Linked DNA regions of Mus musculus: region 2 is linked to region 1. Evidence: chromatin loops called from intact Hi-C (ENCODE). Cell type or tissue: left cerebral cortex. All regions are shown on one strand. Links, peaks and the distances in the headings refer to the core of each region. The heading gives the core; the rest is flanking DNA.

The links. Peaks named below come from ENCODE experiments on the same cell type or tissue, not always from the same donor. Only the 100,000 strongest peaks of a DNase experiment are listed, where the experiment ranks them.
Region 2: a loop joins it to region 1, with 3 times the contacts of the local background. A loop is called at or near these places in 2 of 42 quality-filtered maps.

What each region holds. Positions count from the first base shown.
Region 1 is chr9:28,277,601-28,285,083 of GRCm38, forward strand. All of the region lies in intron 1 of Opcml (opioid binding protein/cell adhesion molecule-like), which reads left to right. Among named protein-coding and RNA genes, the nearest start is that of Gm39313, 110 kb to the right of the region's middle. In left cerebral cortex, for the core only: no CTCF peak of the experiment used is centred there; DNase peaks (open chromatin) are centred at 3,585 and 4,196; H3K27ac peaks cover 661 bases.
Region 2 is chr9:28,382,529-28,390,011 of GRCm38, forward strand. All of the region lies in intron 1 of Opcml (opioid binding protein/cell adhesion molecule-like), which reads left to right. The region is part of intron 1 of Gm39313 (a long non-coding RNA gene); the gene reads right to left. Among named protein-coding and RNA genes, the nearest start is that of Gm39313, 9.9 kb to the right of the region's middle. In left cerebral cortex, for the core only: no CTCF peak of the experiment used is centred there; a DNase peak (open chromatin) is centred at 4,421; H3K27ac peaks cover 1,727 bases.

The sequences.
Region 1 (7,483 bases), core at 1,460-6,459:
ATATGCAAATGGATTTAGGGCAGTAGAAGGAAAGCCCCCATCTGAATATGGCTAGTCAAGACTAGTTTTGTAGATTGGGCAGTCAGAAAGAGAAGAATCCCACATGTCTTTTTGCTAATGCCTTTATAGAAAGGAAACTAGGCAGGGAGGCCTGGGGAAATGAGAGCAGACACTAGGCCAGGGGCTGCTTGGAATCTACCGCAGAGAAGCTCTCCTTTAGACCTTCTTAACTAGCTATGCTAGTTAGTGTCAACTGGCAACCTTACAAACTCTAGAATCAACAGGGAGTTGGGATTCCAACCTTTATATGGGGGGTTATATTGATTATGTTAATAGAGGTGGCAAGACATGCCCACTATGGGTATCACCAATCCCTGTTTAGGATCTAGGACAATATAAATGAAGGAAGGGAAATGAGCAGCTGAGGATGCTCATCATTCCCTTCTGATATAATGCGACCAGCTGCTTCAACCTCCTGCTGCCTTGACTTCCCCACCATGATAGATTGTACCCTGAACTGTGATCTAAAATAAATCCTTTTACTTCTGAAAGTGTATTTCAACAGGAAAAGTAACCAAGATACTGGCTAAGTCAGAGCCACACAGAGCAGTCCTCTCTCTAATCAAACACTTAGTCAAAATTTAATCACATCAACAAAATCCACAGTTAGTGTCACCTAGCTTATTGTTTGACTGATTGACTAGAAAATATCCACACAGTAATAGTCTTATATCCACATTGGATGCATCCTAAAAGCCATTATTGAATACCCAGGTATAAGGAGAGTATGAAATCCAAAATACCATGTATGTTCTTATATACTCATATCTATGATTAAGGTTAGTTTATAAATTACGTATATAAGTTAACAACATTATCAATATTTGTATCTGCTTTAAGGACCAGAACAAGGAGAGGATTAACAGGAGAGTAGAACAAACATAACACCAGTGTATGAATATGTGGATGCTCTCTCCCTCACTCCTTACTGTAGTGCACTCACCCTTCTGACTGGGTGAGATGGCAAAGTGTCTATGTGATGACATGTAATGAGACGAATGACAGGCTCTTTGACATGGTGTTGAACCACCACATGAAGCTACTTTCGAAAAGCAAGGCAATGTCACAGTAGTAGCTCCTGCCTGAAATGGCTACTGAGTAACAGGCATGACACACACTGCTTGGATAGACAGAACAAATAGATGACTCATGTCCTAGGTGCAGGACAAGTAAATAGAATGATCTGTCCTCATTCTGTTTGAAATGCCATTGGCTAAAATACATGGATTGTTCATTTCTGAATATTTTTCATCTTACATTTTTTGGGCTCTGACCATGAATAAATGAAACCAGAGATAGCAAAATGTAAATGAGATGAGTGGGGTGGGGTAGAGACTAACTACTGTATGCTATCAAGTGAAGGTAGCTGCCCTCTGAGTTCCAGTATACCTGGGCGAGTCTCCTTTGATGTCCCAGCCTCAGGCAGACATACTCTTGGAAAGAGAATTCAACCTAGCCAATATTAGAAAGCTCTCCCAGGTGGTCAACAAGGGTCTTCTAGGACTCTGATCTCACTGGAAAGATAGCAGATCAGGTTACAAGACTGTCTGTAATTACCACACTGACACATGGATTCAATCATCTATATCAGCATCTCATTTTCCCATGATTTTGTAGACTCTTAAGTATTTTTTTCAACCACAATCTATAATGTACTTTCAGGCTGGGTTATTTTGCTTTAGGCTTTATGCAACACGTTAAAAAAGGTGCAGTGATCTTACCTTCCTTTATTTTATAGGTAAAGACACAGAGGGAGGGTCGTAGAAGTTAAACTCTTGTTGAAGGTTAAAAGATTAATATAAGAGAGGCCAGGCAAGTTCAAGTCTCCTGACTCCATGGCCAGTGCTCAGTACTAGTCGAAATAGAGAGTCTTTCTGCTTCGTGTCCATAACATTATGTCCCGACAATATTTTCAGCATCTACTGAGTCTTCTAAAGCATCAGGCTGTGTCTAAATTATGGCCATGGCCTGCCTTGCATGTGCATAATTCTACCTAAGGAACCAGTAATCTTGAGAATTTGAAAATCACCTAGAATTCAATGTTGCATGCAACTCCCTATTCAAAGGGAAAAAAACCCTTACAGCAGGCCTCACAAGGGCAGTAATTTCTGTTTGTGTCCCCCACGGTTGTATCCATGGTGCTCAGCTTGCTACATGGCAGGCTTTCAATAAATATTATATCTAAATATCAATGTTTATTGAAGCCATGAAACCTAAGTCAATGGAAAACTTTGTCTGTTATTGAGTCTTTGTAAGATGAGACCTAGTGTTTAAAAGCACTGAGCTCTTCTGCAAGGCTAGCCTGTGTCACGTTTTGGTCAAACTGCATATTATATGTGTGGACCACACTAGGAAGAAGATCCTAAGCATCTTCAAAGGGTTATGGCCCAAGATAATCAGCTTCAAAGACCATGCCCCCCTTGGGGGCAAAGCAAAACATCTCTCAGCATCATCTCTACCTCTTAGTTCTGTATCCAGGAGTTCTTTGCTCCAGAATATCTATCTTGTTGCTAGGAATCATAAACCCATAGGGAAATATTTTGTTTTGTTTCCAAATAAGGAAATGTCAAATAGAAAGGGCAACTTTAATTCATTTTCAAGGCAAAATAGCCACAATATTAATTAACCTCCTATAGCACCTGTTCCTGATTGAGCAGTAACTTCCTGTCTCTTTAGGGCATGCACTTCCCAGCTACTAGAAACCTTCTGTGGCCACACATTTCGGGAGGTCATTTGATAGGCCACGTACAAAGCACTGAATCCTTCTGGGATGGCCAGTGGAAGTCAGTGCCTCCGAAAACCCCCTCTGGTGTCACTCAAGTTTCACTGAGTTTCATTTACTAGTTGGGTGACTCAGTAGACTCCCATCTTGCTTGCTGATCTGATAAAATAGGCCCAGTAAGAGTGTCGGCCTCATAGGATAGTTGTGAGAATTAAAACAAGTTAATTATGCAAAGCATCTGACAGTGCCTGGCCCAGGATGCCTTTTCAGTAAGTATTGGAGAGCAGAAAGCTTCCCTGTGGAGTCTGCAATGAGGAGGTCTCAGCTTCCTCTAGAAACCTGGGCCCTCAACCTCATACAAATCTCTGGGACAGGGCAGGAAAGGGATGGCCACTGTGGCCATGATCCTACATGGAAGTCCCGATTTCCAACTATGAATGGACAGGGGGTCACCCTCCCCCCCCCCCCCTCACTCTTCAGGTTGTAGCATGTCACTATGTAGAAACAGAGCATGTCTGATTCTCAGAGGAAGCCTGGCTAACATCTCCCAGGGGATTCTTCACATTCAGAATTCAGACAAATTGCTGCTTTTTAATTAACAGAGCCCCGACAACTCTGTTATCTGTCTTCTCATGAATCTATTTTCTCTTTAATCCCTTCTCGTTTTTTCCCACCCTGTCTACTTCCAAGCTGTAATCTTTCAAGCTGTTCCCCAAGGAGTGGGCTAGAGCAGAAAGAGCCAAGAGACGAAGATGAGGGTGCTGGAGTTGTGCTAAGGCAGGCATGGGCTGTGTCCTCAGCTAGCAGTCACTGTACTCTCTGTTTACAGCTGTAAGGGACACACCTACCACTTGAGCTCAGGCATGTGTGTGCTTTGGTGCCAGCCAGAGGCAGGGTGTTATTAAATATCTGGCAGGATTCCCTTGACAGCAGCAACTGGAAGATGTACACGAGGAGAGATCTCAAATACCCCATCCATTTAAGCTTAATAGGACAGTTATTGAATAATAAATAACCACCACACCAAGGAAACATATTTATCAGGGACTCAGGCCCAGATAATGCAATTGTGGCTATGCCTGTGGAGAGCCGCACCTTAGCTGTGTTAAAGGCTGCGGCCTGGATGATGAGCACCTGTGCTTGAGAGAATGGACACACAGAGGATTCCCAAGATCCTGTCCGACCCCCTCACTTCCCTGAGGATTCACTCCTGAGAGTAGTGGGTGCTATGTGGGCTGACTGGCCCTATAAACCCTATTCACTGAGGTGATGACATGCATGCTGGACCACATGAAACTGTGTTTGGGTTCCTTCTTCCACAAGGCCTGTGCTTTGGAAATTCAAGGGTATGATCTCCTGTCTCCATCACAGATCCAGCTCTGCCCACGACTCTGTGGGAAACATTCTCAGTTTCCAGAAAACAGCTCTCCAGCTTTACTCCCAGCAGGGACTTTAAAACAGCTTTGGAAAAAAAATCATTCTAAAGTTAAAAATAGCCCCTTCCACTCTCCTGCTCCTAACTTATTAGAACAACGCCTAAGGCAGCAGGGGTGTCATCGGCAGTTGTGTGTGTGTGGTGGGTCTGCAAGAGTTGATATGTTTATGAATATTTACATCTGTGTGAGGAGACTGCTGCTAAGTAGAAATTACTTTAATTCTGCAAATGTCCCCTTTTGTTATTCAAACCCTGGGGGTCAGAAGAGTGGGTGAGAAAGAAAGGCAAGGGGAATGGGGTACAGAGCACTGTGCATTTGGTCCACCAATTTTTGAGGGGTGCAGAACATCTGCGGACAAAGCAGAGGAGTGGGTATGTGGGTGTCTCCAGCCAGGAGCTGCCGGAGGGTTGTGGCAGAGGAGAAGAGGCAAAGGAGGGGGTGGTGAAGGAGCACATCCTCTAGATATGTAGAGACGCTTACAGGCCAAGACTCTGGCAGAGAGGATACTGGGATAGAATACCTTTAGTGGACTTGTGTCTGCCTTCGCAGACTTGCTTGTCTGCAACCCTTTTAGACTGACAGGTGTGCGCTACTGATTTCACACGCACATGCTTTCTTTCTAAGGAGACATGTAATTAAACATTTACAGTTTGGAAAAAAGTTTCAAAGGCATCCACCAGGTACAAAGTAGGTATGATGTTCTTCCCGTAGTTTTCCTGGAGAGTCAGAAGTAAGTCTCTTGAGAGTACAGAGCCAGTCAAGAGCCAATGAGTGGACAGATGCTCACAGATGTCTTCAGGCCAAGCCTCAGGCTGGAGTCTCCATAGCAGACAGAGGCCACAACCTCAGCCCTTAGCCTTGTCCCAGGGGAGTGCAAACAAGGAAAGCTAACTTCCCTTGATTTCCTCCTTGCCCCACAGAGGACCATCCTGGTGGCAGGACTCACCCTTCACCTGGCTATGCTCCACCATCTGAAGCAGGTGACTATTGAGCCATTAAGGTACCTTCATTTGCAAGTTACTTTGAAAAGAAGTCTTTCTCTGGCAGGCTGCCTCACCTTTATGAAGCTATCTGCCAGTAGGCAGTCTTGGGCCCATCTCTGCTAATTTAGAAAAGTACAGGGCACATGTCTCTGGCATTCTAGAGTATTCAGACATTCTTGTTGTATACCCTTCTGTATGTTGCCTGACTCTAGGTGATGCTCCCAAATCAGAAGGAAGAGACTGTCAAGGATCCTTCAGAGATCATAGCTCTCTAGCTAGGAGGTCAGGTTGTACCTGAGCCAGGCAGGGAGATCTTGCTGATTGGTCCCCAGTGTTCTAATTCAGAGATTGGTTTCTTTATGTGTCCCTCTTCATGGTCTGTTGTCACTGAACAGATCTCTGCCTTGTTTGAAGATGGGCTATAAAAGCCTCCACTTTAGACAGACTGAGGGACTGGGTCCTTTGTTAATTCAGCAAATGATTTTTTTTAGCTGCCAACTGCAGTGAAGCTTCATGCAAAACTGTAGAGATGTGGAAAGCCATACAAAGGTGTTTTTCAAGTCACTCTCTTTTTACATTATTTGTGTGCATGTTTGTCTACACATGTGCATGAATGTGGACATGTGCTACTGCCACATAGTATTATGGAGATCAGAGGACAGCTTGCAGGTGTCCATTCTATCCTTCTACCATGTGCATGCTGGAGTTCAAACTCAGGTTATCTGGCTTCACAGTAAGTATACCAACTGGGCCATCTTGCCTGCCATTCTCTGGCTCTCAAGGGGCCAGATGATGGGACAGGTGTCAGTCTCTATCCAGGCATACCACAAGTAACAGAGATATGATGAACAATCTACCTGGAGACCCCAGCTTCAGTGCACACATGTAAGGAGGGAACAGAGAACTGGTCTACCAGGCAGATGCCCAGACTCATGTTAGAATCAGTTTATGGACAGTTGCCAACAGTTTTCATAAGCATGATTTTTCTGGATTGTGGGAATGTTGATTAGTTTTTGCAGCAGTCCCCGAAGGAAGATTCCTTTTGAAATCACTCTGTGGCTTTCTGGGTTGGTTTTTAGTGTCATCACGTTGAGATGTGCTCATTCCTGGAAATCCATGTTCCACTAGCATTTTGTGGCCTGTATTGTTTTATCCATATCCTTCTGCTACTGAATATACTTCAATCCCGTGGCTCCAGATCAGCAGGTCTGGACTTCCAGTGTCACTACCTCTGTGACCTTGAGTAAATGACTGGACCTCTCTGTGCCTCAGTTTCCTCATCAGCAAGTCACAGGAGGCAGGAATGCCTTCCTTCTGTATTTAGATATGGATTAAAGGTGGCACACAGGTAACATTGAAGATAGTAACCTTTGGAGGCTCAAAATCAGGCCCTTGTATGGGTTTCTGTCCTGAGGAACCTCTGGTCTATGCTATGAACCAGTTGACCTATTTATATCCATTCTCCTACATATACTGAACTGATCCTAGAGATCTTATCTACTTCTGGGTCACAACGTATCCTCCATGCTAAAGAGATACAGCTTATAAAATATCTAGTGAGCTTCCCTTTACTTCTTTTATGTCTTATTGTTCTCAGCTTCTCTTTGCTTCTCGGATTGGCATAGAGCATCTTCCTCCCCTTTCTCTACTTCTCCCCTCCAGCAGGAAAAGCACCACACTGTGCACCCACATGAGCATCCTCAAACCCACAAGTGCATGTGCATGTGTGTACACAACTCGCCACACCAACTGCTCCCTCTGTTGCTCTGACTTCCTTGACCTGGCCCCCTCATGTTAGCCTCTCTTGTCTGTATCTATGCCACAGCAGAGCTTGTTGCTCTATAAGAATATTACATGTATACAACATGGGATGTCTGGCTGTATATCTTCATCTGCCAGCCACATGATGCAACGTCTGTTGACAACAGTCATTTTTGCTTTTCCCTTGGCCTGGGACAATGCTTGACACCTAGCAGGCAGGGAGAAGTCCTTATTTATTCATTAAATGCACGAGTGAATGGAAGTATAATTGGATGCATCGGTCCTCAGATAGACTCAAAGTGAATGTGCTTCCTGGCTTTTAGTTACTTGACATTTACCTGCAACAAACAATTTGTCCATCTTCCTTCCATTATTTCTCTGTCTCTTTTATAATTCACATAGAACCAGTTACATATAATCCCTCACAATGGGGGCACACCATGGAATACACAAGAACGCATAAGAAAAAAGGCTTGGTGTGGGAGAAGGCCAAATCTGCTTGCCAGAATGCATATAGTCAA
Region 2 (7,483 bases), core at 1,385-6,384, 100 kb after region 1:
CCCTGTCTATCTGGGTTTGTTTGTTTGTTTTTTTTTCTCAATGTCCATCCTTCTGTCCCACCTCCAGTAATAAAACTGATGCCTGAAAAAAAAAAGTCACGTAAGTCAATTGTTTTAGGGCCCTCAGCTATAATAATGGAGTTGCACCTGAACTCTGGCTGTGTATTATTTTCTGATGCTGTGTTACACAGTGGAGATACAGTAGTGGGAGATACAGGAAAACATAGGGGATGGCTAATCACCTAAAAGTCCATATAAGGATACTAAAGTCACATTTTTGAGAAATAAGAAGGCAATACATTGTATATTATAATATAAGAAAATCAGGGATTTGAAGTGATTGGCCTGAGCTTGGAAGTCTCCACTTTCAAGCTATATGAATTTCAGCAAGGTCTATAATCTTTCCCAGCCTCAATCTTGCTATCTTCAAACTGGGCATAATAATACCTTCCTCTGTGGCCTACCAAACCCCCCTAGCAGAATCCACACTAATATTACCTATGACCACATTTCAAATTGTCTAGATGCATCTGCCAGGGCATCCCATGACCTCAGAGCCACAAGAGGCCACAGAGGACCTAATCTGGGCTAGGGCTGGGAAAATTAAGAAAGATGAGGAAGATGAAGATCACACAGGCGGGATCCCTGGTGAACAGGCTGACGGAGGATGAGTCTTTTAGTCAAAGTTCTTGGCTTGTCTGCTGCTGTTCCACAGAACCCCTCAGTCACATGGATAGGTGCTCTTAGCTCATTTTCCAGAAGACCGTAGCTCAGAGTGATTTTGTAGATGACCATAAGAATGTACCTGATTTGTAAATTCTTTCTGCTAGTTCAAATATTTCCATATATGTTCAGAGTCAACATGAGTCTGACAAGGACTATGAAGAAAGATCTCTTCCCCATTACCCTTGTTGTTAAGTTCCCATCCTGTCTGAACCTCAAGGGGTTTCCTGGACTACTTTCTTCTCAGCACCCCTTTGTGAGAAGGTCCTCATTTGCCCTACTCCCAGGAATCAACACAGAATGGTTTATCTGCTAGACTTGGAAACTTCCCTCCCTGACTGTGACCCCCTTGCAGAATGGTTTGTGCCTTGATCCTGAAGTGAACATTCGCTGACTTGAATCAACGTTGAGGAGGAAAGAGTTCAACTGAATTCCAAGTGCATGATGAATAGGTTCATGATATGGCTGGTGGCCCTGGATTCCAGGGAACCTAACCTTTACATATAGCTAGGAGACAGATAGAGTGAAGGCAGAGGCAGTGATCAAATGAAAATAATCAACAGGAACCGAAGAAGCCACCACAACAACATCAGTAGCCATAATGCTGAAATGAGGCTCAGAAGAGGCAGAATTTACCAACAGTGGGACCTTGGATACATCAGAGCCCTTACATTTCCAAATAATGGAGGAAGCAGATTAGAAAGAACAAATATGCTAATGGAAAGAGTCACAGTCAGTACTTCAGGACAACCTGTGGGGTCCTGCTCAAAGGTCATGCAAATTTGCAAGCAAAACCTCAGCACTATGAGCGAGGTATTGCACATCATGGGTTTGGGGGCTAGCATTCTATCAAAGGGATGTGCCTAAGGCTACCAATAATCCAATATCCCCAAGGTACAGAGATTTCCCAACTCAACTGGAGCCAGTGATTATGTCTCTAAGGTTCTTAATGTGAGGTGGCTAAGGGCAAGACAGTCCTGACAGCCTGGGGCCAACACCCTGGGACCTACTTGGCAGTGCCCAGTTTCACAATGCAGATTTCTATGCCATCTACCACACAGGTTGCCTGCTCTATCTGGCTGAGAGAAATGACATTGGGCTTGCTTTTTCTGGATCAGGGGAAGAAGGGCTGATAGGTCCTTCTAAGGTGGGGGAGGCAAGGAGAAAAGCTAAGCTAGAAAGTCTTGATTTAAAGTAAATATTGGCCAAACTAAAATGAAGAATAAAAACCTGGAGACAGTTGCATGCCTGCCTGGTGATGAAGACTTAACAGAACTTCCTCCCTGAAAGGGCGCCCAAACTAAGAAGAGTTTAGCCCACTAGCCATGGCTAGGGAACAGAGTAGAAGGTGGGTGTAATGGAAGATTTGCACAATGAGAAGGAGGTATTTATAAAGAAATAAATGGCATATGTCTTTAATTTGCACCCTCCCCCCCATGACAAACATGAAACTAATAGCTGGGTTTCCTTTGGACCACAGCTTTTGATTCTTTCACTACAGCCTAGACATCAAATCCTTTGCTCCAAGTCAGAGTAGAAATCACTGAGTAGGTAAACTTCTGATGTATGAGAAAAAATTACTCTCCTTACTGCGTGGGAGCTTGTTAATCACACAGGAATGTGCATTCACGAGCATGCCCTGCAGATGACTGTCTTCTTTATGACAAGGGAAGGTGTTTGGGCCAAGAGAGTCCAGTTCTCCACTGAGTGAGGTGACATCAGTTTCCCTGCCTGGTTTGTCTTGGGAAATATTTAACCATAGCATTTCCTAAAATCCTTGAACACACTACTTCAAGCATCCAGCTAAGAGAGGGTCCCCATATGGAGGAGTGTCACTCCATGTCATTCAGCAAACACTGAAGGAGCACTAACCATCACACTTGGCACTGGGTATAGCAACAGACTTCACTAAATTTGCAGAGAGTGTGTGTCCTGTATCCAATCAGGAAAACTGTATAGCTTTGTGACTCTAGGAAGGAGCAGCAATTCACAGGAGGCCCATGGAAGACAGGTACTACTTATGCTGAGGACATGAGAATGTTGCCCAGGGAGGAGGCAAGTGAACTGTGCCATGAGGATACGTTTCAAAGCCAATGGGAAAAGGAGGGCATGCCAGGTAGAAGTAGTTTAGGCTGCAGCCAAAAGATACACACATGTGAATGTTTTTCTAGGAAGGTGTTTGTTCCAGCCACAGCCACATATCTGTAGCTTATGGAATTTGAAAATCTTAATGATTTCTGTGACAGGTAAGGAAACTGGAAAAAAGAGAGACAAAGTGACCTTGCAAAGCCTGAAATGATGACCTGTTGAGAGTCACTCCCTTGATGCATGTGTCCGTAGCTTTATTGTGAGAGTTTCCTCATAGATGAGGAATACTTCTGTCTGTCCCCATGCCGAGTGTGGGCTGTTCCTCCTTTCTTTGCAAGTCTGCATTTCTCTTGGCTTTTCCTCTTTCACTGCATCTATCTACCCACCAATCAGTCATTTCAACTCACATGAAGAAGGTACTACGGAAGGCAATCTATTTGCTATTTGGATCGTATGCTCTTTAGAAGGACATATTTTTTATGTTAGCCATTCTTAAAATGGCCTTGTTTGTCCCTCCCATCCTTTAGTCCTCCCTTCCTTCATCTGTTTTCTTTTGTGAGTTTGTGCTATTGAAGAACAAACCCTGGCTTTGTGCAGGCTAGAAAACTTCCCTCCTGCTGAGCTATGCTCCTGATCCCTCGCTCTTTCCACTATTTCTCTAATGTTTTATTTTAGAATAATTTCACATTTTCCATTTTCAAATACAAGACAGATATTTCCTGTCTGCCTTCCTGTTGTGATATCCCACAACCCTAACACATTAAACACACACACACACACACACACACTCCCTTTCTCATACACACACACTTAATGCCACATACATACACATATACTTACACACACAAACACAATGCAAAGAGTCACATAGACAATACACAAGCACACAGTCATACACACTCAGTACATAAACACACACTCATACACACTCAATGCCACAAATAAATACACACACACACACACATTTATTACTGATTTAATAGGCAAAGGCATTCAATTTTACATTCCAGCCATTTAAATGTGTCTAAGAGTGAGTGTTTTAGAGCTGAGCAGACACTGGGGTACAGCTTGCTGTGTTGTTTATGTCTCTGTCTCAGTTTATCCAGAAAACTATTTTTAGTACTCTCTCTCTACCCAGCACCATTAGTTTGTGTTAATTAAGATGGGGATGATGGGGATTCGTGTTTGACAGACCCTTGCTACTTGCAAAAGAGTCACTCATGCCCTATTCAGGGGTCTGGAGAGCTGAGTCCCAATGGAGACTGCTAGTAGCCTGCAGCAAGGGAAGTTTATGATACCCCTGTCTCTCCTTCCTTCAAGCCCCTTGTGTCTAAGCCTCACTGAAGAGTTACAAGGTTGTCCTCTGCAGAGCTGGTCCCCTGCATTTTCCACAGGCCCTCTGTGACATAGGCTGATTGCATACACAAAGATGTCAGAGCAAATCACCACGTCGGGAATTGTCGGGCAAACAATCTGTGGAATAAAATGTGCCCATTGCCAAGGGGTGGGGGAGGTTAGCAAGGAGGATATCTTGACAGAGGAAGAGAGAAGTGTTGGATGGAAATTAGCAGCTGAAGGCTTGCAAAGGGAGAAGAGGCAGAGGGAGAGAGAAAAGGGAAGAGACAGGCAGATGGAGAGGGGGAGGGAGAGGGTGGAAAATAGACACAGCTTTATTTCACAGTCTTGCTTCACCCTCCGCCCAAGCAGCCTGTGCTTTTGCAGAGATCTTGTCTTGCCTCAGCTTGTCGTTCCCCTGCTGACCTCTGCCATTAGACTCCTGGACTCCCTCAAGCTCCCACTTCCACTACAACAGTTGTGCTTTTCTCCCACATGGGATTTCCGGTTTGTGCAGCAAGAAATGTTCTCTCTGCAGAGAAGACAAGCTTCTTGCTTGCTGATCCGGATGGCTTGGGGCTCTGTAGATCTCTGCTCCTGACACCCTGGTTGGGTCCATATCACTGACATCCCTATGGAATTAGAATTGCTGGCAAATGTGGAATTATGCACTCAAGATATATTAATGTATCTCTTTGATATAGTGTACAAGTTCAGTAAAGTATATGTTCTAAAGTAAGTGCGATGGATTGGATCTGAAGTGTCTTCCAAGTCCCATGTACAAAAGACATTTTGTACCATTCTGTGCCATTGGAAATTTACTAACAAAGAGTCAGGCTCTGCCTTGAAAGAAGAAACTGCCCCCCTCCCCCCATCAACTGTGCTGTCATAGATCACAAGGATGCAGCCATGACCATGTGGTGTGGAATCTTGAAACCATAAGAGAAGACCTTTTCTCCTTTGATTTCTATGCCATAGGTATTCTGTTAGAGACACCAAATGCTAATACAGTGGCTGTGGCAGTAATGGGAAGAGCTACACTCTTTCTGTTCTGTTATATAGCTCAGAGTTCAATGCTGATGATCAAGACAAAGACCTAAGCACTGTACCCACTGCAGTTTGAACAAGATAGAGCTGTGTTTCCCCCAACTGCATGTTTAATTGGTGACTGGAGTTTTGCCTTATAGTATGAGTCTCTTGGATGGTTTGCCATTCTGGAACATAATGAGGGCAACTACCCAACTTCACTTAAAAACAACAACAACAAACAAACAAACAAACAAACAATAACAGAAATTACTATGAGTGTGAAGAACCCAGCCCAGCCTCTCTTCTCTTTCCCTCCTCCTCCTGAACACTGCCAGAGTGTGCCCTGAAAAGTCTCCTTCCAATTTCCTTCCTATCCCCCAGATTCAAGGTGCCACATTTAAATCTGGGCCATGTATTAGGGTCATGTGTAGATTCTGATTTTTTTTTCTAAAGTAGATGTAGGTAAATTGAAGCTCTGAATAATTATGTCTCTTAAAGAGCTATTTTTGGTCTCTCTGTAGTCCATTTTCTTTTTCACTCTCTGTGGCATCTAACCCCTTGCTCTGTACCTCTTTGGAACCTCTTCCCCACTTATGAAAGGGAAAACAAATTGCACTTTGGATAAAATCCATTCTCACCAACGTACTTCCTTTTTCTAAGCACTTTGTAATTTGAAGTCTTTAAATGCTAAAGGTGGCTTTGTCTTTTGAGGCATTAGATTGGGCATTAGCTTGCCTGTGGTGGGGATATTAGGATGAGAGGACGGTAACTTTTCTTCTCTTTGCTTCTTAGTATGACCTTCTTAAAGGAACACTCCTTTTAATCCTTTTAGGACAGCTGCTTCAAAGCTGTATGCAGACCCACGATCCTTGATTTTATGTGTCATTCTGGATCGGCAATGGTGCAGACATTCAGGGTGTTTCTGGGTTGATACTTTATATACAATATCAAGATTTAAGTCTACAGACTTTTGAAAAACAGGGTTCATTGGTGGGTGGGCCTCATCCAGTCAGTTGAGAGCCTAACTAGAAAGAACAAAGACAGGAGAGGAGAGAATTCTTCCAACAATTAACCCCATCACTCAAACTCCAACCCCATTTTCAACTATTCTTGGGTTTCTATCTTGTTAATCCATGCAGCAGATCATGGATGTAGAGTTTCCATAATCATGGTAGTGAGTCCCTTAAAAAAAAGTTGTTCTCTTTCCCTCCCTCCGTGTTCCTTCTGCCTGCCCCCCACCCTGCTGTGTGTGTCTGTCTTTCATATATATGTATGAAAATTAAATAATTTTCTAGGTATGTGTGTATTGCTCTGTATGTTTATTGCAAATGTTGCTGACATTACTGTACCTGTACAATGCCCTTGGCTCTGACCTCTGGTGAACCTTAGGTAATAGATAATTAGCACAACCCTGCTCCTTACCTGTAGCCCCTTTCCTTCCCTTTATTTCACTTTCCATTTCCCATTTCCTTTCTCTAGGACTTTGTATTTCCAGATTCCCCATGAGTGGAGAGACGATCAACAGTGTGTTCAAAACCCCACCCCCAGTTCTCCAGACTGCATCTCCTACCACCAAGGACAAATTAGATCCTCAGGATCTGCAGAAACTGTTCTTGTGTTGCCAGTCTTCCTTACACCGATTCTATCTAGATGCATGGCAAGAAAGAGATTTGAGAGAACTTAGAGAATTGCGTGTAGGAGAGCAAATGATGAGACAGGAGTGGTAATACCAGTGTGCAGTTCTGAAAAGTCTTTCTATGGATAGCTTACCGTTGGCATTGCTATCATCTCATCTTTGACCTTATCATGTGATGTCATCTCTAAATGGGTAGGACTATATGCATAGTTGTCCTGATGTGTATACACTCCAGGGGCCACAGATGGGAAACAAATTCTAGAGTGGTGTGTGTGTGTGTGTGTGTGTGTGTGTGTGTGTGTGTGTGTGTATGTCCAATGATGGTGATGCTGACAGGTTTAAAGTGTGATCACAAAAAGTGTGATCAGGACCGCAGTGCCCAGCTAGGGTGAGAACCTACACAGACCTCAGAATGACAGGTGAGCTATCTGAGACATCCGTACTTATAAAGTAACCTTTTGCTCATTCAGAAATGATGTGTGTTACAATGGCTATATAAATCATAAGCTCCACTTCTGATAAATCTGGCTACGTTTTATTGACTAAAATTCTCATATCTGAAGCCTATCTTCATTGTTGGTTAGCCATGTGGTAGCACCACCTGCTTTCTCCCATGATTAACTTCTCACAATATAAATAATAGTGTGTTCCAACATAGACATAGACAACAAC